5 separate regions of the Homo sapiens genome follow, and regions 1, 2, 3 and 5 are each linked to region 4. The links are chromatin loops, found by intact Hi-C in ENCODE. Cell type or tissue: Calu3. All regions are shown on one strand. Region 1 has its middle 19 kb from the start of PRDM8. Region 2 overlaps ANTXR2 (ANTXR cell adhesion molecule 2). Region 3 overlaps LINC01088 (long intergenic non-protein coding RNA 1088). Region 4 has its middle 13 kb from the start of PAQR3. Region 5 overlaps LINC00989 (long intergenic non-protein coding RNA 989).

Region 1 (5,000 bases), 1.3 Mb before region 4:
CAAAAAGAAGACAAAGAATTGCTATGCTTTGGGATATTGAAAAAGAAACAAAAGGCTTTGAATCTCTGAGGCATTTTTTTGACTTTAGAACACTAGAATATCCTCGGCTGCTTGCCAAATAAATGTTTGGTTGAATATAAATAAGCTTATTATCATGCATGTTTATAAGTGCATACAATACAATTGAGGGTTAATAAAACATTTTATACCTAAGCATACTGATATTTTACCAGGAAAAAAAAAAGCATTTTAGTATGCCTATGTTTCTTAGACATTTTTCATCTTAACACTTTCCAAATTCTGAGTACCAGCAGCATTTCCAAAGTACTTCATTACACTACAGCTTCTTACTATTATAAGCCACAGAAAATACATGAAATTTAACATGTATAACTTCAGAAATCTCTTCTCATTTACCATGGCAAAGATCCTTTAACTTTCTAAATTCACCTTCCCTGAAATGTGTATCAAATGAATGTGCATTTGAGTAATAAAATGAAAAAAAAAATAATAAAGTCAGAACAAAGTTACCTTTTAAAGTATCCATTCCACAGGTCTCCACTTAGAATGCCTTCTTTAACTGGAATGGAATATTTTAATTATAGGTTATGCTATGGTTTGAATGTTCCCTTCAAAACTCATGTTGAGACTCAGTCTTCAATGTGGCAGTACTGAGAGGCGGTGACTGACTCATGAGGGTTCTGCCTTCATGAATTGATTTATCTATTCATGGATTAATGGATTAGCGGGTTATCATGATAGGGAAACTGGTGGCTTATAAGAAAAGAAAGAGAGACCCGAGCAAGGACATCAACATGCTCAGTCCCCTCACCATGTGACGCCCCACCAAAGAGAGTCTCCACCAGCAAGAAGCTCTCACCAGATGTGCCTCATCCACCTCGGATTTCCCGGCCTCAACAACTGTAAGAAATAAGTTCCGTTTCTTTACCAATTACCTAGTTTCAGGTACTGTGGTATAAGCAACAGTAAAGAGACCAACACAGATTACTAGGTAGGGCATCATCTCATCATTATGCTTGTTATTTGGTACTGCTACCAATACAATTTAAGGAAATAATGCTATCTTAAAGAGAATGATAATGGTAATCAGTTGACATATGTATCTGTTCAAGGAACAGATATATTAAATTATGTTGAAATTTAAGACATAGGTCAATCTAAGAGGGTTTTGAAACCTACAGAAATTGTTTCTCTAATGACATGTGTGATTACTTTCAATTTGTTCTAGTCACATCCAACTGTTGTTTCAAATTATATATATATAAAATATATATAAATATATATTTAAAAGAGGTACTGCATTATTTTATATATATTTAAAAGAGGTACTGCATGTTTATATACATTTATATATATATATATATATATATATATATAAATGTATATAAATTGCTGAAGCTACCTACCTGAATAATTTGAAGACAATATATAAAAGGCTGGTGCCACGGATAATGAAAGTGATGTGAGGCAGCTACACAAGCTGACAGGAGAAAGAGTATTTCACATTATAAATGGAAACTTTTACTTCTCAAACTAGTTGAATCTGATGACCATATAATTTGTATAGAAAATGCAGTTGAGAGAAGCAGTTAAAATATTCTAACAAGGCGGGTAGTTTCCAGCTTCACATTTGGGACTTCATTCCAAATTTATTTTTCCAAACTTTATTCAGAATAAATGTAAACTGAAAAATTAACCTTTTTTTGTCTTTTTCGTTTTCTTTTCTTTTTGTGTGTGTGTGTGGTGATAGGATAGAAGGAAAAAGTGAGAAAAGTTACTAGAAATATTATAATTAGCCTCCCTGTGTGTCTTATCTCTGGACAAAGCCTCAAACAGAAGTTTGATATCAATTTTTTTCTAAGTACTCTATTTTATTAATGATCATGTATTATAATATGCAGTTTCTCACAACTAATTATTTAAAAGTTGAGTGCTGATAGCAAACTTCCTCTCGGTAGTATTTCAAGACACCTACTAATTTACCATGCTTCCTTATTTTTATTAGACTTATTGACATTTTCACATTAAGTTCATTCTGTTTGAAAGGGAAGTCTTTTGGTGACACTTCTAAATACTGTACAGAAGGAAATTGTATCCAACAATTGGAGCAAGAACAATTTGATAACTTAAGCTCCTTGCGTTATACCATCTGAAATAAAATCTTTTCAGAGGTCCTGCACATCATATGGTTAACTAATTAAGGATTGTGACATTCTTGGGACATACCAAGGGCAACTAAAAGGGAAGTATCTTTAAACTCCCCTTTCCTTTCCTGGCCTATAGAAAGAAAGGCTCTTATAGAATTACCAGTAGTTAATATCATCCTGTGTATTTGTTAAAGGTCAACAAGAGTAAATCAGTTAATAACAACTTCCTAAAAGTTTAGGACAGGAAACAATAAACGATGTTATACTCAAATAAAAGTTGCAAGGATAATTTAGCTGGATAGAGTGTAATTGCTGAAGTTAAAATTAGCCAGGTCACCTTACTCTCATGGAAAAAAAAACTCTGGAAACCTGGCAACCAAATAAATAGATAGGAAGTTCCTTCCCATTAATAAACTTCTTTTAGTTCTATGCTGAAATGTTATTTCAAGGACACACACCAAATAATTCACCAATACTACTTTCTAAACCAAGTTTGGTCACTCACCTAACTATTACAGAGACCTAAAACATAATAAATATAAGTGTATATTATAACTACTTAATCTAATTATATTAGAATTGAAAATATTTTATAAATTACATAGTGTAACCCCATTGTTTTAAATGAGGAAACAGGTCCAGAGAAGTGACTTACCAATGTTTGGTCAGCTATGTTTACATTGGCTGTTTACCATACTACTGACATTCTGTGGGTGGTAAATATTTTTCAGAATTACCTGTAAGTGTTTTTAGCATTCTAGCTCAATGTTTTTGAGAAAGACTATGTTCAACTTTATTGCTCAATATATATAGCAGCAGCGTATACCTTTAAGTGATTGCTAAATATATAACTCAAAAGTTAAAAGTGATTTAGCAGCTAAACAGGAAAGACATCTTTTAAATAACAAAGCATAATTACACACTATCAAAAACCATTTAAAAACATTGCTTGTACTAACCATTCTGTGGTTTAAAACTTGAATTACAAGAAGATGATTCCGCCTGTCTTCCACTAGGTGGCAATATATCTTTTTCTTTAATAGTTTGTTCTTTCCCGGGCTCTGATTTTAAATGGATCTCTAGTATTTTTACTTTGAATAGATACGATGAAAGTTAAGATTGAGGAAACCTTAAGGAAGACACTTAAGAAATTGGGATATACGAGGGGAATAGACAGGGTGGTTTTATAAAAACCTGGCATCAAAACTAAAATAACAGATTCTGCTTCATATATGTTCATAATTAAAATTTACATTATATCTTACCAGATAACGTTAAACATTTGGTAGTTGTTTGTTGATTTAATTGAAATTGGGTTTGCTATTCATTATTGGTAGTGAAAAGCACTGAAATTATTTCTAGTCCTGCTCTTTCTTAATCCTTTTATTTAAAACATCATCCTCAAGGTTAGATCATGATATTTTAAAAGGCATTACTTATTTCCATAACCTGTTTTCAATCATGACTTTGGGGGAAAAAACTACAAAATCACTTATTTTTGTATAGTTAAGCCTTTAATTTAGTGTATTTATGTCGATACTTAGAGATATGTTGTTTCTGAACTAATTAGACGAACATTATTTTCTTCAAAGTAAGATAGGTTTCAGTGAACTATTTGACTAGTGTATTAGTTTCTCAGGGCTGCCATAACAAAATACCACATATTGGGTGACTTAAACAACAGAAATTCATTTCCTCACAATTCCGGAGGCTAGAAGGCCAAGAACAAAGTGTTGACAGGTTTGGTTTCTTCCGTGGTCTCTCTCCTTGGCTTGCAAATGGTCACCTTCTTACTGTATCCTCACATAGTCGCCCCTCTGTCTGTGTTATCTGTGTCCTAATCTACCCTTCATATAAGGACATCAGCCCTATTGGATTAGGACCCAACCAATAACTTAATTTTAAAGGCCCTAAATCCAAATACAGTCACATTCCAAGGTGTTGGGCGTTAAGACCTCAACATATGAACTTGGGTGAGGGGAGGGGCATAATTCAGCTCATAATAACTAGCAAGTCTGCATACACAGCATACTCCACATTTATAACCGACGTATTGTGATATAGAACCAAGAATGCTAGGTTGGAAGTTGTAATTCAAAAGCTGAGAAAAGTTCTTATAGATTATTTAATCCACTGATTCTTGACCCTTGATGCACAAAGATTTTTTTGAGGCACTAGCAATGCCCTGACAAAATACCCAGATATTATGATGAATTAATTTGGAGAGGGACCAGTCACTAGTATATTTTTAATACTTTCTAAATGTTTCTAATAGGACCACAATGAATAATCATTGATTTAGACAAATATTTCCCAGACGTGGTTAGAGAATCATCCAGAGGGTTTATTAAAATGCAAATCACAGGCCAGGTGCAGTGTGGCTCTTTCCTGTAATTCCCAGAACTTCTGGAGGCCAAGGCCGGAAGATTGCTTGAAACCAGGAGTTCAAGACCAGCCTAGGTAACAAAGCAAGACCCCATCTATACAAATTTAAAATAAAATTATCCAGGCACAGTGACATGCACTTGTAGTCCCAGCTACTCGGGAGGCTGAGACAGAGGACTGCCTGAGCCCAGGAGTTGGAGGCTGCAGTGAGCTATGATCACACCATTGCCCTCTAGCCCAGGTGACAGAGTGAGTCCCTATTAAAAAAAAAAAAAAATCAGTATCCTAGCCACTGCTGCCCTCATTCTGAATCTCCAGAAATTAGAGCCAAGCCTATTTACCACTCTCCCTAGTAATTATTACAAATTCTGAAGTCTGAGAATCTCTGATCTCATCTAACTCTCTCATTTACAGATGAGAAGACTGGAGTTTAGAGAAGTTAGTTCA
Region 2 (5,000 bases), 970 kb before region 4:
AACATGAAAAATCTTAGTCTTAACAATATTAATGTAATTACTTGTCTGCCCTATCATTTTTTATATATATATATATATATATATATATATATATATATATATATATATATATATATAAAATATGTATTAGGATTCTCTAGAGGGACAGAACTAATAGGATAGATGTATATATAAAAGGGAGTTTATTAAGGAGTATTGACTCACACGATCACAAGGTGAGGTCCCACAATAGGCCATCTGCAAACTGAGGAGCGAAGAAGCCAGCCCAAGTCCCAAAACCTCAAAAGTGGGGAAGCTGACAGTGCAGCCTTAGTCTGTGGTCAAAGGTCCAAGAGTCCAAAAGCTGAAGAACTCAGAGTCTGATGTTCGAGGGCAGGAAGTATCCAGCATGGGAGAAAGATATAGGCCAGAAGACTAAGCCAGACTAGTCTTTCCATGTCCTTCTACCTCTGACCATGCTGGTAGCTGATTAGATGGTGACAACCCAGATTGAGAGTAGGTCTGTCTTTCCAAGTCCACTGACTCAAATGTTAATCTCCTTTGGCAACACCTTTGAAGACACACCCTGGAACAATACTTTGCATCCTTCAATCCAATCAAGTTGACATTCAGTATTAACCATCACATTATATAACTATGAATTAATAACAAATAGTAAAATTAAGACTGGTGAATTAAGTGAAACATTTCTTTGCTTCTCCATTTATCCTTCGTTCATATTCTAATGTTGCTATACAGGCAAAATACTGCGTTAAGTCACTTGAAATATTTATTTTCTGTATGTGGTCTTGTGTCCAGTTTATTTGTTCCAGTTCTTAAGTTTACTGTATTTGATTTCTATTTGCCATATCCATTCTTTTTTCTTCTGTTCCTTTCTTCCTCTTTTAGATTAACAATTTTTTTCTTCTATGTTCTATCTCCTCTGTTATCTTTTTAGCCATTTCTCTATCTTGTTTTTCATTGCTTGCTCAGGAAATAACAATATACTTTAACTTTCAGTATAACATCAAATAATATTAAAGTAGTTCAAGAACAATATGCGAACATTGCAGTGGTATAATTTCCATTTTTTTCTTTCTGTTCCTTATGCTCTTGTCATGTATTCTACTACTACATATGTTATGAATTCAATATGTTATTATTTATTCCTTTAAGTAATAGTGTCATAAAAATTTATTTTCTTTATTTATATTACTTGTGTATTTAGTCACATATTTACTATTCTGTTTCTCTATTTCTTCCTGCAAACCTGAGCTTCCATCCCCAGTGTCTTTTTTCTTCTGTCTCAAGAACTTTTCGCACTTGTTAAAAGCTATTGTGGATAAATGATCTCATATTTTGTTTGTCTGAGAATGTCTTTAGTTTTAAAGGGTATTTTCTCTGAATGGAGACATCTTAATTGATATTTTTCCCCATTTACTATTTTAGAGTGTTCCATAGCCTCGTGTCCTTCATTGTTTTTTAATAAAAAGTCAACTGTCGTGCTTATCACCATTCCCTCTTTATATCTCATTGTGGGGCAGGGTAAGGGGAAAGAGTTATGCTTTCATGACATTCTTGGTTTTCAGAAGTTTAACTCTATATTCCCTGGGTTTCTATGTATTTATCCTTCTCATGGTTAACTGAGTTTCTTTGATCTGTAAGTTTGTGTCTTCTATCAATTCTAGGAAGTTCTGAGCATTTATTTTTCAAGTAGTTTTTTAGCCCCATTTTTTGTCCTCTCCTTATGGGACACTTATTACTTATATGACAAACCATTGGATATTGTCTCATAGGGCTCAGATTCTCCTTAGTTATTTTCTTCTTTATTTTTTAATTTGAACAATATCTATTCTCCTACCTTCAAATTCAGTGAGTGTTTCTTCTGCTGTGTCCGTTCTACTTTAACACCAATCAAATACATTTTTTATTTCGGATATTGTATATTTTCTCTTTAGTTTTGGTATCCTATTATTACAGTTTCTTATTTATAGTTTCCATCTCTTCTGATGTTCCCAGTATCTTTATGCATGTTACCTGCCTTTTTTGCCAGATCTTTTATTATTTTTATCATAGCTATTTGAAGTCCATGTCTATTAACTGCAACATCTAAACCACCTGTAGATTTGCCTATATTATCTGTGTTTTCATTGATTATGAGTCATACTTTTATGCTTCTTTGTGTGTACCATAATTTGTAATTTTATACTAGATATTGGGAATTAAAAAAGAGACTCGTCTGGTAACGTTTACCCTTAGAAAAGCACATACCACTTCCTTTGTCCTGTTGCTAATCTGTAGTTAAGTTTTACTCTTACTTATTTTTAGTTCACTAGTAGCTTTCATGAATTTGAGGATAGGATTAAGGATTTGCCTTCAGTAGAGAGTTATCTCTATCTCTCTTGCTTTTTCCATTACAGTTCATCAGCAAGCTTGTAAAGTTGCAGCGGAGGTCTCTTTTGTCTCTAACTGCCACAGTCCCCTTAACTGGCCAAACTTTCTGTACCTTGGGAGACCCACTTTCAAACTGATTTTCTGCCTGCAGACTTGGACTGGCCAATGACTTGCAATCTGAGAGGGCCCCATGAGTTTTGGTGGGATACTTCTCAGTTCTGCTTCCAGGTTTCAGCAGGCTGCCACCTTGTGGTTGGGGAAGGCTCTGGGTCCCTCAGGGCTATTTTTTTTTCTTTCCTCTTGCCATGTCCCAAACCTTCAGTGGGCTGCTTCTATTCCCTTTGAGAAGGCTCCATGTGCCTTTGGAGGAGGAAATATTTCTCTACCCTCTTGCCTTTCTCCCAGCCTTCAGTTGACTACTTCTTGGCTCTCAAAGAAAGCCTCAGATACTGTGGTAGGACCTCTCCACACCAGCTTTCCTGCCATGTTCTATGCTTTTGGCAGGCCTCCGCCTTGCACTTAGTGAAGTTTATTTTAATTTGTTGGGATTTCTTTTTATTGTGTAACTGTTTTTCAAAAGTCAAACATTTACATGTTTGTATTTAATAGCATATAACAAGATATATTGAAATTTATCTCATTTACATTCTTATTCAGTCTACTCTGTACCTCTCACCTGTTGCTAACCAATTTTATTTTCAAACGAATTATTTTTTTCTTTCCCTTTAAAAATTAAGCATATGTTAATGCCAGTGTATCTTTCTTTTTTGTAATATAAAAGATGCTATAGTGTGTATACTATATGCTCCTTCATTTTAACCCCCTTCATAAATCCTGTTCATCACTCCACAATGGTGTATAGAAATTTTCCTCATTCTTTCTAACAGATGTATATTATTTATAGCATTCCATTTTCTATCTGTATCTTAATTTATTCGACTTTTCTCTTCCTGGTGGACATTTGGATCATTTTCAATTTCTTGTTAACACCAGTAATGCTACAATATTCATAAATTGCTTTCTGTTTTTTTATTGCTTTAAGGTCATATTATGAGAAATTTTTTTACTATTGATTTAAGATCTATGAAATGATCTGTATTCTAATTGAGATTAGAAAGCAGAAAACAATTTCTACATTATCTACTATGTGCCTCACAAAATAAATGTTAAGCAACTAAAAAGGTATATAGAATTCTGTCCTGATTATATCTATATCTATTTATTAATACCTTTGGGGCATCTACCTCCCATTTTGACTTATTAGGAAGCACAAAAGAAGGTATTTCCAACAAAGATTTTTATAGATATCTATATCTACATCTAGATATGTATCTTACTTGGAATTAATAATTTAGAAGCATCTATTTCATCTTATGAGGTGTGGTTTAGGTGTACCATTAACTGCCAACTGTATGCCTGAATTTCAACAAATATTTAAAAATGGGTATTTGCAAAATAAATATTAACCATATGTATAGAGTCACTGAAATTTTGCAGGTGCCATGACAGATTAAAGATACTGAATAAAAAACATTTAAAGGTAAATTTTTCAGCCAAACTCAGAACTTCTCTTCATGACATCTACTGAATATCCATATGGTGCGTGGTCTCTACTGTAAAATTGGACATTTATAGGTTGAGCTTCCATTAGAAAAGAGTATGTGGAATTTATATTTCAGCTCAAAATTTTGCAGTTTTATTTAGAGCAAAAGATAGCACAGATTCTTTATGTATATATATATATATAGAGAGAGAGAGAGAGAGAGAGAGAGAGAGAGAGGGAGAGAGACAGAGACAGAGACAGAGACAGAGAGAGAAAGATGTGATACTACATGCCTTTTCTTCAGTTCTGTATCTCCATTTGCTACAGAAAATCTCTACTCAAAATGGCTATTGTGTTCTCAAGTCTCTCCTTATATCAGTGATTTCCTGGACCTCTTGATTTGTCTCTGTGTCTATGCGTGTGGATGCTTTGTATACAATTTTAAATTTGAAACACTCTTTACTGTCGTACACAACATGAAGGTTTAGTAACCTTTTTTTAGAAGTGATTTATAAATAAATCAGCTAACTGTGTTTGAAAAGTCTAAACTAAAGTGCAGTTGTTTGCTTCAGCTTGTCAATGGATATTTATGAGGTGAGCATAATACTATAACAGTTATAGCAGTGAAATACATCCTGTGCAGATAGCTAGTAAAGGAGCTCACAAGCGTTAATGCCAGTGGAATTTTAATGCTCAAGAGATGGGAGACATGACACTTGCTCTGGTTAATGCTGCTATTACCGGCCATGGTGAAAATGAGACAGTGAAGTCAGTTTTAAATATTGCAGTGGAGTTGGGGTCTCTATACCTAGGCAACAGCAAATATGTCAGTTCCTACTGTTGTCATATTTTCACCTCTTGGTTTATTTAACTGCAGAGTAGTAATGTAATATCAGACATTTTTCTTCAGGGCATCTCCATTCCCTTCTTACTTATTATGAGGCTCATGAGAAGGTTTTGCTAGCAACAATTTCTGGGAAAATGTCAATAAGCTTCCCACTCTAAGATATACTAATCATTGCCTGAAAATTATTTGAGTGAAGTTAAAGATTCCGATTGTGAGTTTAGCCTTTATTATGACCAG
Region 3 (5,000 bases), 90 kb before region 4:
AGATTAAAATACTGCACAATAACGCTTGGCCAGGAGGCAAAGTGGGGATTAAAATCTATTCCCCCATACCACTCATCAAGTCATGTGGTGTCCACACAGAAGGGAGTTTGTTTTCTAATTTGTGCAAAGGTGCCAAATGGCCAACTGTGGTATACTAGGGCCAGCTCACAAGCTGAGTACATTGTGTTGTCTCCTCCCAACTCCATGTTCAGTGACAGTCACAATAGTGGTTTGAAATCAGCCATAGTGGTACTATTAGCACCATGGAAATCAGCAAAACCTGCAAATTAGGGCCACACCCACTAAGAAAGCCAGATGCCGAAGATTCACCAGTACACCACAGCATGTGATATAGTAGGGGCCCTGAGAACTCGTCCTATGTCATAAGAGATTTTCAATAAAAACCTGAAAACACTATTTTTAAACCTACATCCTAATTACCTTTCAGCCTGTCCTAATTGCCTTTAGGTCAAGGGCACGTGGGCCCTGGCTTGTTTTGAGCACAAATTTAATAGTTAACAGATGCTAGAGGAAGTATGCAGAGAGATCTGTGGAAAAATTGATTCCCATTTGATCCCAGATGGGTTTAAAGACAGCATCCACAGCTATCAACCTATGTTTTAAAGCATCTGCAGCACTGATAGCAGTAACTGCCACAAGAACCATTAAAAAAACAAAACAACTAATGGTTGCATATAATTTTTAAGATAGGGATTATGAGGAAGAACTGTGGGGGAAAATAAACGTAAGACTCATTACTCCTTAAGATGGCAAGGAAGAAAAGTCCTACCCATCGCAGGTATAAATTGTTGTGGACTGATATCAGGTGTCTTCTGTAGGCTTTTTGAAGAACAGCTCTTTACAACTGAATTCTATCTTGAGCTAAGCATTCTCTTAGCAAGGAAAAAGAAAAAGTCAGGTCAAACGATTGATTCCATTTCTGAATTACAGAGGGTTATTGATTTTTCATTAAGGTTCCTGTGCTGCCCTCAAGAGCAGGGAAAGAGAAGGGAAAGTAATTCATTGATCAGAGCGGAGGGCCATGTTCATTTATTGGCTTCCTGCCACATCCCATTATTACCGGTTCTAAATGTATATTGAAGCCAGTTTATTTTCATCATAGCCTCCTGTCATCAGAAGTGTCTCCGAGTAACTATTAGTTTAATCATCCTTTTCTCACAATGGTAATGAGTGATAATATCCAACGTGATCCTGGATTCATAGATATTATTCATTGGATTGCAGCGCTGCCCCTCACAAAGCTCTAGTTAAGGGTCTGCTGATGCTTTCATAGTCTAAAAGACATAATAGCTTGAGAATTTTTAAATACATGTATATATTTGAAATAGAAAAACTGTAGTGCTTTCACCATCGTTTTATTTATTTTTTAAAAAAAAATCCTGAAAGATTCACGTTTGTTAACCTGTCAATTACGATAACTTTAGGCAGTGCAAGAAACCCATCCAAATCAGGTATCATAAGTCTACACCAGGACACTGGAAACCAATCCAGAAAATCATAAAGCATGTCCAGAATAAGTCATGTATTCCACTGAGTACACTAATTTTATTTGTGGAAACAATCTTGAATTAGTTTATGCGTCTTGACTTACATTTGAATTTTTATTTTACATATTAGCAAACTGAGGTCCCAAAAGACTGAATGGTGCAGGATCACCCAACAGAGTGGCACCGTGGGGACCAGGACTCATGTTCCCTGGCTTCCCAGTCACTGTTTGTCCCGCAATACCATTCTAATGATCTGTCATCCAATTTCAGGTGATATTTATAATGCATAAAATGAGAAGCTGATATTGACTTTAATATCAAATCCTGGAAATGCTACTAATGCTTTTTCTTTTTCCCCATCTCCAGATAAAAACTACTGCCTGTTAAGTTCTGCCTCACACCTAGGTAAATTAATCAGCTGCCCACATTGTATAATAAGAGTGCCTACTCTTCTGAGTGGATTTTCCCAACACCCTGTGAGAGGCAGGAAGAATTCTCCCATTTCATAGATAATTTGGCCAAGGCTACATGGGAAATAATTTGCAGAGCCTGGACTCAGATTCAGGCCTTCTCAATGATGAGGGCTTTTTCCACTACCCTACAGCTCCCTCTGGTGCTGAAATTAACAGTGGGAACTATTAAAAATGACTATGAAAAACTATTTTAAAGATGTATCCCAGTAAATTGAGCTAGAAAATACAGTAGAATAAAATATCTTATTCAGAGTAGCAATCTATACAAAATGCCTATGAATAACCATGACAAAAATATGTATGGAACTTATCTGACTAAAAATAGACTACTGAAAAAAATGTAAAATAAGATCTGACTAAATGAAGAAACACAAAATACTTAAATATGTCGATTTTTTCCAATGTAACATTTTGGAAGAAGGTAGATAACATTATTCTAAAATTTCTCTGGATGAAAAATCAACACACACACAAAGATATTTTGGAAAAAAAATTAATGAAGGAGCACTCAGTCTATCAAATATAAAAATGAAATTTAAAACCTCAGTATTTGAAACTAGTCAAGAACCTGTGTAAAAATTAACAATTGGAAAACTATTACCTATTTGAAAAAATTAAATTTATCCAATTTAATTTTGAATGCTCATTTTACAAGGTGCACCAAAATGTATTTTAGATAAAGAGTTAAATATTTTGGGTTTTTTAAATACTATAAAATAGGAAGAAAATAAAGATAAATATTTAACTTATGTAACTGTTTTATCAATATAAAACCAGTAGAAAATGAGAAAAAATAGATTTTACTACATTAAAATTTAAAATGTCTATTCAAAACATCACAAACTACAAAAATTAGAGATGCAAATCACACACACATGCAAAAAATGTTCTATCTCACTAGCATTCAAAAACATTGATTAAAATAACATAAAATTTTTATCTACTGAATTAACAAGATTGTTTTAGATAATAATAATCAAGACTCTAGTGAGACAGATGCTATCATACTTTTGATGGGAGAATAAGTATTTCATTATTTTAAAAAATATGATCTTATGCCCCTGAATTTGTATTTCTAGAAATTTAGCCTAAGGAAATGACCAGAGATGTTTTTAAATATAAATGTGTACAGAAATATTATTTATAAGAGCCCAAGAGGGGAAATAATCTAAGTAAAAATAGAGGTACTCTTTTTTTTTTTTTTTGAGACAGAGTCTCACTCTGTTGCCCAGGCTGGAGTGCAGTGGTGAGATCTCAGCTCACTGCAACCTCTGCCTCCCGGGTTCAAGCGATTCTCCTACCTCAGCCTCGTGAGTAGCTGGGATTACAGGCGCCCCCTACCACACCCAGCTAATTTTTGTATTTTTAGTAGAGACAGGGTTTTGCCATTTGGCCAAGCTGGTCTCGAACTCCTAACCTCAGGTGATCCACCCACCTCGGCCTCCCAAAATGCTGGGATTACAGGCGTGAGCCACTGCGCCTGGCCAAAATAGAGGGATTTTTAAATCGGACACAACCATATGATAAAGTAACACAAAAACATAAAAATCATGTTTGTCTGAACTTTTATTTAGGTTTGGGGATGCACATGCAGGTATATTATATAGGTAAATTGTGTGTCATGGGAGCTGGGTGTACAGATTATTTTGGCACCCAGGTAATAAGCATAGTACCAAATAGGTAGTTTTTCAATCCTCACACTCCTCACTCTCTCCAACCTTAAGCAGGCCCCGGTGTCTGTTCTTTGTGTCCATATGTACTCAATGTTTAGCTCCCACTTATAAGTGGGAACATGCAGTATTTTGTTTTCTGTTCTTGTGTTAGTTTGCTTAGGATAATGGCCCCCAGCTCCATCCATGTTGCTGCAAAAGACATGTTCTCATTCTTTTTTATGGCTGCACAGTATTCCATGGTGTGTATATAACACATTTTCTTTATCCAGTCTACCATTGATGGGCATTTAGGTTAATTCTATGTTTTTACTATTGTGAATAATGCTGTAATGAACATATGCATGCATGTGTTTCCATGGCAGAACAATTTATATTCCTTTGGGTATATATTCAGCAATGGGATTACTGTGTCAAATGGTAATTCTGTTTTGAGTTCTTTGAGAAATCACTAAACTGCTTTCCACAATGGCTGAGCTAATTTACATTCCTACCAACAGTATATAAGCATACATTGTTCTCAGCAACCTTGCCAGAATCTGTTGTTTTTTGACTTTTAATAATAGCCACTCTGACTGGTGTGAGATGGCATCTCATTGTGGTTTTGATTTGCATTTCTCTAATGATTAGTGATGTTGAGCATAAAAATCATATTTTGAAGGAAATTTAATAATGTGGGGAAATGCTCATTCATAAAAAGAGAGAGAGAGAGAGAGAAACATTGTGGGACCAAAGTTATAAAGACTGAAATAGCAATGGGAATGACGAGACAGGGATGAATGGGAGAACAATTTAAGATTTAGAGGAATGGGATAGGATCCTGTTACTAAAAGCATGTGTGGAAATAGGGGTGAGCACTGGATTATGCCCAGGATATCTGCTCAGGTTTTGGGTGAGTAGGGGAGGCCATTGCCAAACTAGGTAATACACATGAAAAGGTCGAAACTTGACCTGACTCTCTCCAATATCAATATAAGCAGTCTGCTTAATACCCATCTTTCTTAATCCCATTGGATTTTGGTCCCCACTACCACCACAGGAGCATTTTAGGTATTAGGAAAGCTCACTATGTCTTGCCTCTTTCTGACATAGCAGACCATGCAGTCTACTGACATTGAAATTATGTTCAATGTAAAACTGCAGCTACATGGAGATGCAGAGAGATATCCACGTTATTGCTGCACTGAAAGCTCAAGTTGGGGGTGTTCTAAAAGGTTTAGGAATCAAGAAGAATGTACAAAAGATAAGCTTGCCAAAAACACCAAATAATTACTAAACCTCTACAGCGCACATAGCACTCAACTGGATAGCGAGAGGAGTATAACTATGTGAGAAACTGTGTTTATGCT
Region 4 (5,000 bases):
AAACAAAAAACTCTATTAAAAAAATAGCACAGTGTAACAAAAACCATATCAAACTAAAAATCAGAAGACTTCGGTTCTAAAAAATCAGTGCTGCCATTCACCAATCATGAAATAAATGGCCATTAATATTGGTGGTGGTTGTGGTGCTAGTTCTGGCTCTGGTGCTGGTTGTGGTTGCTGTTACACTGGTCATGGTTCCATCCATTGATTCCAAAGGATACCCTAAACTTTCCCAAGTCTCCTCTTCTGAAAGTCGGCCTCTTTCATGTATATTGTGTGCCAGCATTGCCCCCTACCAACGATATGTTGCGTTACAGCCTGCTCAAAAAGATTGTTTTTCCACCTGTTCCTGCTGAGGCATGACTCCTCTAAACCTGAACGGCCCCGATTTCTAGTCTGGCATCCACCTCTAAATAGCTGCAGCACCTAGGACAAGCCCTCTAACTAACTCTCTGCTTGTGAGAACGTTCCAGGCACATATGTAAAAGTGAGGCTGCCTTTTCTCCTGTACTGCCTGAGGTAACATAGAGTGATTCGTGGGTAGCTTCTTGAATTTTATTTCAGCAAACATTTAGCAAGTGCTATTACGTGCTACATACTGTGCTAAGAGCTGGAGGTATGAACATGAATGAAATATGGCCCCTATCCTTAGTGTCCACGGTGTCTCAAGTTTGTATATGGAAATAACATTTTGTTTGTATATGGAAAAGAACATTTTCTTTCACAAGTTCATTTGTTCATGTTAACAGACGAAAAAGCCATGGGTGTATGCTCAAGGAGCTCACTTATTAACATTTGGTTTATAATTTTATACAAGAACAGAAGTGAAAGGTGTTTTTTTTAATCTTTGAGTGAGTCAATACACATCTACTGAGCATTTACTATTTACAAGGCCCTAGGCTTAATACCAGGGATTCAAATAAGATGGGAACTACTTCCAAGATGATAGGAAACAAGTTACGGAGCAGTGCAGTAACTGCTCTGACTGTTCAACCACCTCTTCCAGGAGGATTCGAGGAATTCTCCTCTGAGGAAGGACACTGGATCAGATCTTAAACAATCATTGCTTGCTAGTACGAAGGAAAAGAGGGTGGCCAGAAGAGACCAGACAGATGTGGGTAGGAGGAGGACAAAGTTACACAAGAGATCCTGACTGCGCCAGCCCTTAATCCAGAAGAAAGAAGCGTGCTGGAATTTAGAGTTCCCTTAAGCAAGCAGTGGAGACCTTATTAAAAAGCACTAAACTTAGGGGGATTCTCAGATCATCTTTACTGAATAAAGACTCTGGGGATAAGCTTTAATTAATTGAGAATAAAAAGAGTGGGAGATCACTAACGATATCCCCAAGTGGAAAAGGATAGTAGTTGGAGGCCAGTACTAAAATCAGACTTTTAATTTGTGCTCAGGGAACTGCTAGCTCCTGAAAGCACTGTTTTCTCATGGTTCTGAAGCTTTAGTGAGGGCAAGAATGACAGTTTCTTTTAAATCCTTCATAGTCTGGTTATGCAGCTGGGAAGAAAGGCAGGTCTAAGATTTTGTTTTATTTTTGTTGTTCTTAACATACATCCTAGTGATTCACAAGCAGATGATCAATAGATCATACTCTAAGAAGCAGTGCCTTATAGCGCTATACACAGGCATCTGATAAAATAGGTAATACCAATTCCAGAGCTCTGAGCTATATAATTCTAAATGTTTCACATGTGTGCCAGACAACTAGATGCTATCACTGGAGGTGACATATTGACTTGCCGGAGCCACATAAGAGCTAAAAATGTTTTACACATTTGCCCAGAAGCATAAAGAAAGCTATGCAAGCACAAAACAGTGTCTTTGTAAATACCGTGGAATAGTAATAACGAAATTGCTATTTCTGGGCATGTTGTTAATTCTGCTTTACCCATCTATACCTGCAGGTTTCCGAAGGCCTGTACTCAGCGCTAGCTGTGGCCACACTGTGGAAGGAAAAGCTGAGTCCCAGCTGGACCAGGTGAGCCTGATGAACAGTGGCCCACCCAGGAACCAGTCAGATTTCACCAGCTATTCATCTCGACAGGCTCAATCACCCTGGGCCCTCCAAAAGAGGAAAGATGAGCCAGAGATTAGGTAGAGAGGGAAGTTCAAAGTGAAGCATAGGGGAGGGGAAGAGCTATTTATCCATCTTCTGAGCTGAAGCTTGCCTGTCAAAAAACATTCTTTGTTTAGTTTTCCTGAGGAAAATAGAACAGCAAATTATGTTCCGTTATGATAAAGATAAAGACAAAGCTGCAAAGCCATTGAAAAATTTTGTGAACTTAAGTTTCGTATTTTAAAAACTCTTTAAATTTCTAATGGGCTGGATTATTCATATTTAGGAATTTCAAATCATATATAGATAATTTTTTTTTTAATCATAGTGTACCAACCTTAAAATCACTCATTTCTCATCCCTATCTCAGTGTAAGGCTCAAGTCCAGAGCGCAAGAGGTGACAATTCTGCAGGAGAAGAGTGCCATCTGCAGGAGGACTGTATAATAACTGACAAAATCCTCAGAGTTAATAAAAATGAGACAATTCATTAGTGGAGATTCCACACTCAGCAAGTTGTCTGGCATACAGTAAACTCAATAAATTATTATTGTTATTTGCATGGTAGTAATTATGGCAATATATAATTTTGCATTGCATCTCTTGAAATTGAAAAACAAAAACAAATCAAAAGCCCAAGGAAGAAAGAACCAGAGGCTATTCAGATTATTCAGATCATTCTCCTGGTTTTCATAGGAACCCCTCCAGATATGTAAGAATCTATACCATTTTTAAAGATCTTACAGAAGGAAATTCCACAGCCTCTTATATTCATACCCATGGCTCTACAAGCTTCAGCAGGGCCAGGGCCAGGAAAACTTTGTTACATAAATTTACTTTGGAATGCTCTCCTTCCGCCCCTTTCAGAATCGATACCAGCCCTCATTTTAGAACATACGTTCTTTCATCTGTTCAATAAATATTTTTTTGTGCACCTGCTATGTCCCAGGTGCTGTGATATTTAACCTGCATACAATGGTGAACCCACCATATTTCCTGTCTTTCAAAAGTTTACAGCCAGTTGATCCTCTAAGACTCCAGGATGCTCCTGCTTCCTTTTCCCTGTCTCCCACCTCCTTTTTCAGCTCCTCCTTCCTTCTTCCTTATAAATACTTCATGCTAGGAACTTCCCACAATCCCCCTTACTCTCAACAAAACTAAACTGCCTGTGCTTTATTTTCTCAGGGTTCTAACCTAGGTAGTGACTAGCTAATCTGGTAAATGATTTCACGACAAATGCTAATTGATCTCATCACCAAAGTAATTTGAACACTTTTTCATGAGGTATTTCTGAAGACACAACAATCATTTAGGTCTCTGTGTTGGACTAATGGAGATGATCTTCTGAGTTAGGCAGGGCCTTGTGGTGTATGTGGTACCTGGTACTCCAAAGAGCAGAGCCAACCTTGATTTTTTTGGTTTTACGCCATTATTTCAACCTATTTCTCAATTTGCCACAATAGAGTTAAAGAATTCTATTGAAGATGTACCCAATCATCTTTTACTATAGAGTAGCTCCTTTAAATTCTTGATAAATGTCTCTTCTCATTCTTTTCTCTGATACAAACAGGCTCCCAATAATAATTCAAAACACCACTGAAAAATGAAACATTATGTTAACTTGCATTTTTCATCTTTTATGCATATTTTCCTAAATTTTACACTGCAAATAGATGATGAAGCCACCACTGAACTTCCTCAATTTTATAAGTTCAAATCAGATATGAGATTATTGCAAGCTACTACTCCTGTCTGTTATAAGAGGTGATTTCTACTATTAGTGGTTCCTGATGCATTTTCTTAACCATTCTGCAAGATGGTGTTTGTTTAATTCTGGGCTCTGCAAATGGTGGTCCTGTTTCTGACAGCATTTATTAAAAATAAAAATACATCAGCCCAAATTAAGAAAAAATCCCTTCATTTTCTTGAACTGGAGTGTATATATTCATACCGAAGAAAATATAAGAAAACAAGTAATAAGAAGATAGGGTTTGTATCCCAAAATGTAAACTTTTTCAATGAGGCATAGTTTTTTTTCTTTATTTTAATATCTATCTCTAATTTTAAGAAGGCCCTGTGGAAACTGCATCAACTGCCTTTGAATATTTCCTTGGATATGATTGGGTTGTTAAATTTACACGTTCAAATCTCCTGGATAAGAATGATCTGTAACAACCCACTACAAATTTGGGCAACATTTATAAATAAACATTGGAATTTATTCCTCGGAAAATTTAAAATGCCATAGGTGAAGGGAATTGAATATTATTGATGCTTTTTCAGTGCCAGGTACTTTGTATATGTTATTTCGTGTGACTTTAAGCCCTGTCAAGTTATTTAGGTTGTTTAGACTTATCCTCATCTAATAGATGAGAAAATCAAGACCAAGAGAAATTCTATAACTTGCCAGTAAGTTATATTGTTCAGATTCAGCCTCACGTCCATCTGGGTCTAGCACATGTTCCTTCTATGATACATGAAGACCCTTATTGTAAGTGCTGGCTGTGAGTTTCAAATGAAAAGATGGGCTTGGCATTGGGATGAGATGATGTAACCCAAGGCAAGAACTCTGATGGAGCACCCTGAAATGGAACACTGTAATGGACCACCATAAAAACAGGAAAACATCTTTAAAGAGCATGTGGTTACTTATTTAATATACATTACTGATTATCAAGTTATGTTTATCATTTGTGGGGGTTTTAGATCTAATTTTCAAAGTGTAGCCATTTGGAGATTAAATATTATAGTGTAATGTCTGTACATCATTTCTGGTGAATCAGACTTCACTATTACTATAAATACATTTTAGGCTAAAAAACCCTGACTCCTAGAGTAATGAATAAGCTTATCCCTCACATTTAAGCTTTATTGATTTCTGCTTTGTATTATGTTTCAGAATATTTAGAATGTCATTTTTGTAGTTAATAGGA
Region 5 (5,000 bases), 620 kb before region 4:
TGAATGGCACATACTCCCCAACAATCATACAACAGGATCTCATTTTTATCTAGTAATAGGAGAGCAGTCTAACTAAAGCAGGTCTTTACTGTAAGTGAAATGCATAGCCAACTCAACCTTTCCCATCCCTGCCCCTGATGACCTTCTCAGTAATGTAGAGAAACCAGATATCCTAAATGATCTTATCTCACCTTATCCTTGATCTCACCACCTAATATTCTAATCCCAGCACTGCATGCTAATAATGTAAGTTGTCCATCAATACACTGAATTATTGTTATTCAGGTTTAATATACAGGGCATTCCTATGCAGAGCTGGAGACCAGAGCAGAATCTAAAGCAGATTCCAGTAGACAAGCTAGAATGAAAGGGAGATTCCAGTGATGGTGGTAAATTAAACCAGATTGGGAGCATTTACATTCAGAGAGTCACCACTTGTTCCACCAGCAACATAGAGACATGCTTAAACTATGAGGACAGGCACAGTAGCCGCCGCTGTGGCAATCCTGCCAGCCCTCCTTCTGCGGTCACTTCCCCAGTCACTGCACTGACCAGCTCTTCAGCCACAAGGGGAAGGAACTGGGGATACCACAGACCATTGCCAGAACTTTGTTGTGGAATCATAGACAAGTGACAGAAATAAAAACTAAATGTGAAACTCTATAGCACTTATTATAGTTGATTATTGCCTACTCCTTTAGTTTGAAAGCATTACAAGCTATGTAGCAAGTTTATGAAACTCTTTAGCTGGCATATAAACTGATTTGGCATTTATTTTTACTCAAATATGTGTGAAAAACATTAGAGAAAAATCAGCAAAAAAGGATTTTCTCTCTTAAACAAAATTAAAATTAGGGATATTAGAAATTAGCCATATCCAAAAATCATTGTAGTTTAATACTCAGAAATAATGACTGATACTTTTATCCACACCTAACTTTCAGTGAACTCATAGTAAGAAATAAATGAAACCTCGGCGAAGCTATTAGGACATGTCATTTGAGAAAGCAATACCTGACCTTTGGGATTATATGAGATACTCCAGTGTCTTTGTAATACAGTCCCCTTCTTCTGCTTAACTTTGTTTGAGTACAATTTGTCATTTGCAAACAAAAAGAATACCAACCGACAAACTGGAATAGTGAGATTTCCCATGCAGATTTCTAAGGTTTGGGTCATTTTTTTGAAAAGGGATTGGCACACAGTAGGCATTTCATAAATGGTGGCTGTTAATGGCAGAGTAAATTGATCATCCTAGGTTGACATTATGTGTTTTATCCTCAATGAAATAAAGGCAATGGCTATTTTGTAATGTTGGAACCACAGAAAGAGTGACAGATTGGTGAGGGATGAGGACATTGGATGTAGAAACAAAATTAATGCTGGTGGTCAAAAGATGGCAGATGTTAAAGCTGTGTCACTGTCATGTCCCAGTCAGCTATGCTGCCATGTTAATTCCAGGTGTAGCTGTTTAACAACACACAGTGCCTTCAACTACGGTTAGGGTTAAAGTTATGTACAGAATGAGACTCAAACTGAGTTTAATTCTAAAAAAATTTGATTTAATAAAGGCTCTCTTGTAAAATTTATATATAAAACTAATAAACGTTTAAGCTAACTTCCAAGAAAAATGTTAATTCTTTGTTAAAAATTGGAATAATTGGCATTCTAATAATAAACAATCTATTAAAAAACTCGTTTAGGGTAAGAGAGACTATCCCATAATAGGATTAGGCCAGTCATGTTGAAAATAAGCGAACAATATTTCTATTTATTTATTTATTGAGATAGGATCTCACTCTGTCGCCCAGGCTGCAGTGCAATGGTGTGATCTCGGCTCACTGCAACCTCCACCTCCTGGGCTAAAACCATCCTCCCCCCTCCACCCCCCAAGTAGCTGAGACTACAGGCATGCACCACCACACCTGGGTGTATTTTTTGTAGAGCTGGGATTTTGGCATGTTGCCCAAGCTGGTCTTGGACTCCTGGACTCAAGCGATCTTCCTGCCTCAGCCTCCCAAAGTGCTAGGATTATATGTGTGAGCCAGTGCACCCAGCCATATTTTACTTTTATTCATTGATTTAAATTAATGAAAAGTTGAACTATAATTATTTTATAAAGACATGAGGTTAAAAATCAGGTATCTAAACTCAAAAGCAACTAAATATTAATCTTGTCTGTACACAGGACTTAATAATATGATTTAACTATGCATATGAAAATATAGCACATACAAACCTGTCCACATGAATGAGTTCAAATTGTCACCCCTAAAACTGTCTTTATGCTCTGAGAAAAAAAAAGTATAAAATAAGAAATACACGCTTAAGGGAAAAAATAGTGTGTGATAAACCATGATAATAGATAAACGCGGTTATGATCTCTGTCACACATTCTCATCACAGTCATGTAGACATTTGTGGTTTAATTGTGTTACAATCATCTTTATATTAAAAGGTTGAAGACTGAGTGTAGATATTTTTAATCAAAGAATTTTACCTTAAATAGAAGGAATGACATATACTTGTATGCACATGATGACTGACATCTCTAGTTCCTTTCCGAAAATAAAGCATCTGCTGTCATAATTTGAAAAATAAATAAGCAAAATGTCTGCATTTTGGAGGATACATGAGCAACGCACTGAAAGCATCCCTCTATAGTTTACATCTAGTACAATTTCCAATCAGTAGAGGGCTCCCTCGTCTGTGCAAGGCCCACAGTAAAAATGCACAGTCTATACATGCAGCAGTCACACATCATGTGCGTGTTCGCGCACACACACACACACACTCTGTCTCTCTCTCACACACACCATCTAGATTAATAAAGCTGTCAATTTTCATTGTTTTCAAATCACCTTTAATATCAGTTGAGTTTAAAGCTTAGGGGAAGGAACACACAGGCAGCACCCATTGGCAATATGTTAGAACATTCTCTACCTAAAAATACAGATAGGTGTTTACAAGTTTTCTTCATTTCGCTGTGACATTCCTCAGCTCTGATGTGCATTTGGCTGCTTTCCTGAATTCACACATCTCTCTGCTCATGTGCTTGTGCATTTTGCAGAAGTGTCACTACCCAAGCTTTGCAAAATAACGAACTCAATCTTCTAAGTGACTTTGCTGAGGCTATGTCTTTATTATGCCCTCCAAAACTTGAGAGTCAAAAATAAAAATTAGAAAAATGAAGCAACTAGTAATGTTTGCTTTTGACTGAAGTCACTGAGTCCAGCTGTATTTTTTCCCACTGAAAAATAGATGAAGACATCCTAACTGGGTTGAGTTTTATTTGGGATTTTTTTCCCCTCTCCTTGGCCCGTAGGCTAGCTGATTCACTGATGCACAGTGAAAATGCCAAGAATATGCAAACCTCTCTGGGGTAGAAATTTGTAACAGAAAGGGAATTTCTGGCGGTGTAAAAGCAGGGCTGGAATAATCTCAGACTGTACCCCCAGGCCAGTTTTCGTGATACAGTTAAAAACTGGTTGGGCCGCCGGCAGAATCAACTGTTTAAACATCTTGCTGATTGTTTATGGTAGTTGCCCAATAGATGCTTAAAAACATTGGTTTTCATGGACTTCTGGTGGAAACCTCTTATACCCAGCTGATCCTAGGTTATTATTCATATATTTGCTCAGTAGCCAGATCCAAGAATTCATCTGGAAACTCTCAAAGGAGAGAGAAGAGAAAGAGTCTATGATTTTTCAATTCTAGAATCACCATGTCTGAGAAATTTTTCTTGCTCACTCTTTAATGCTCCCCAGAAGGCCCTCTGCTTAATAATCTCACCAGTTTCTTTATATGTCATATATTTCCATTGTCTACTCTAGCCTGCAGTTTAAAATGGGGACATTTTGAAAGGAATGTGCTGCTTTTTGCCCTTTATCCCACTTGCTCTTGCTGAAGTTCAACCTTGAAATGCCTCATCCCATTAGCTATATGCTTCCGGGCATTTCCAGAAGGCATCTCACATATGCTTGAAACAGGTCAGTCAGCTCTCAGGTGACAACTACGAGATACAACAACAACTTTGGTTCAGGATTAGGAAGCCTGATTATGCCACAGATCTGAACCTTGTTGAGCAATCCAAAACTCCTTCCAGTGAAGCAGATATTTTGATCTCCTCTCCAAAGCTTGTGTTGATCTCTCCATTGGTTTCAAAACTGGAGTGGAAGAAAGAAGCATGATTAATCCTAACTATCTCGGCTCTCCAATCTCAACAGCTATGTACTATGATGTTCATAAAGAAACTAAGATTCAGAGAGGTTAAGCAACATGCAAAAATCATCCATTAGTAAGCGACAGCCCCAGAATTCAAATCCACGCTTTCTAAGTCTTAATCCTGTGCTTGTTTCACGGCTCCTGTAACATTAGATAAGAAGCTTACCCTTGCTCTGCAAGGGTTCATATAAAGATTAGGATACTTCTGCCTATAAAACATGAGATAAAAATATAATGGCCTCATAGACTGAAACGATACACAATTCTAAATAAAAATCAATTCTTTATTTTGATATTCAAAGTCACCTACTCTTTATGACCACTACCCTCATTGCAAATGCCCCTATTCTGATGTGCTTTTCCATTAAATAAGATTTACACCATCCTTCTTTGGAGCCTTTGCTCATGCAGACCTTCTCACATTCCCTCTATTTTATTTCTCATTCATCCAATTCTCATTCATGCTTCAGAACCTTGCCTCTAACACCTTTCACCAATTAGCTCAGGTTTTCCTCTGACAGCTATTGTTGTAAACCTCTCAATTTGCATTTATGCATTCTTCATGTTATTTGGGAATTTTGCAAGTGGATATACAATTTTCACATGTCTGGATAGTAATCTCTTGAGATTATGAGTAGTCTTCACTATATATGTAGATATTAAGTGAGCTTATTTATATCAGATATAGACCATACAATCTCATCACTTATAGATGCTTTTTCACTGTATTGATAGATTAATGCTCCCCTTTAAACATACCTCTAAACTACTCAAAC

What was found. Peaks named below come from ENCODE experiments on the same cell type or tissue, not always from the same donor. Only the 100,000 strongest peaks of a DNase experiment are listed, where the experiment ranks them.
Region 1: it touches region 4 in a loop (10-fold over the local background); 86 of 110 quality-filtered maps call a loop at or near these places.
Region 2: a loop joins it to region 4, with 9 times the contacts of the local background. A loop is called at or near these places in 9 of 110 quality-filtered maps.
Region 3: a loop joins it to region 4, with 4 times the contacts of the local background. A loop is called at or near these places in 12 of 110 quality-filtered maps.
Region 5: a loop joins it to region 4, with 17 times the contacts of the local background. A loop is called at or near these places in 56 of 110 quality-filtered maps.

Annotation. Positions count from the first base shown.
Region 1 is chr4:80,213,822-80,218,821 of GRCh38, reverse strand. No RefSeq gene overlaps it. Among named protein-coding and RNA genes, the nearest start is that of PRDM8, 19 kb to the right of the region's middle. In Calu3, a CTCF peak has its summit at 3,110; no DNase peak of the experiment used is centred here.
Region 2 is chr4:79,914,983-79,919,982 of GRCh38, reverse strand. The region is part of intron 16 of ANTXR2 (ANTXR cell adhesion molecule 2); the gene reads left to right. Among named protein-coding and RNA genes, the nearest start is that of PCAT4, 90 kb to the right of the region's middle. In Calu3, a CTCF peak has its summit at 2,581 (motif pointing left); a DNase peak (open chromatin) is centred at 2,612.
Region 3 is chr4:79,039,389-79,044,388 of GRCh38, reverse strand. The region is part of intron 2 of LINC01088 (long intergenic non-protein coding RNA 1088); the gene reads right to left. Among named protein-coding and RNA genes, the nearest start is that of LINC01088, 70 kb to the right of the region's middle. In Calu3, a CTCF peak has its summit at 2,093 (motif pointing left); no DNase peak of the experiment used is centred here.
Region 4 is chr4:78,949,555-78,954,554 of GRCh38, reverse strand. No RefSeq gene overlaps it. Among named protein-coding and RNA genes, the nearest start is that of PAQR3, 13 kb to the right of the region's middle. In Calu3, no CTCF peak of the experiment used is centred here; a DNase peak (open chromatin) is centred at 2,474.
Region 5 is chr4:79,574,307-79,579,306 of GRCh38, reverse strand. It overlaps LINC00989 (long intergenic non-protein coding RNA 989), which reads right to left. Exons shown (of 4, transcript NR_038826.1): 4 at 2,847-4,166. The region is part of intron 1 of LOC107986294 (a long non-coding RNA gene); the gene reads right to left. Among named protein-coding and RNA genes, the nearest start is that of LINC00989, 84 kb to the right of the region's middle. In Calu3, a CTCF peak has its summit at 2,715 (motif pointing right); no DNase peak of the experiment used is centred here.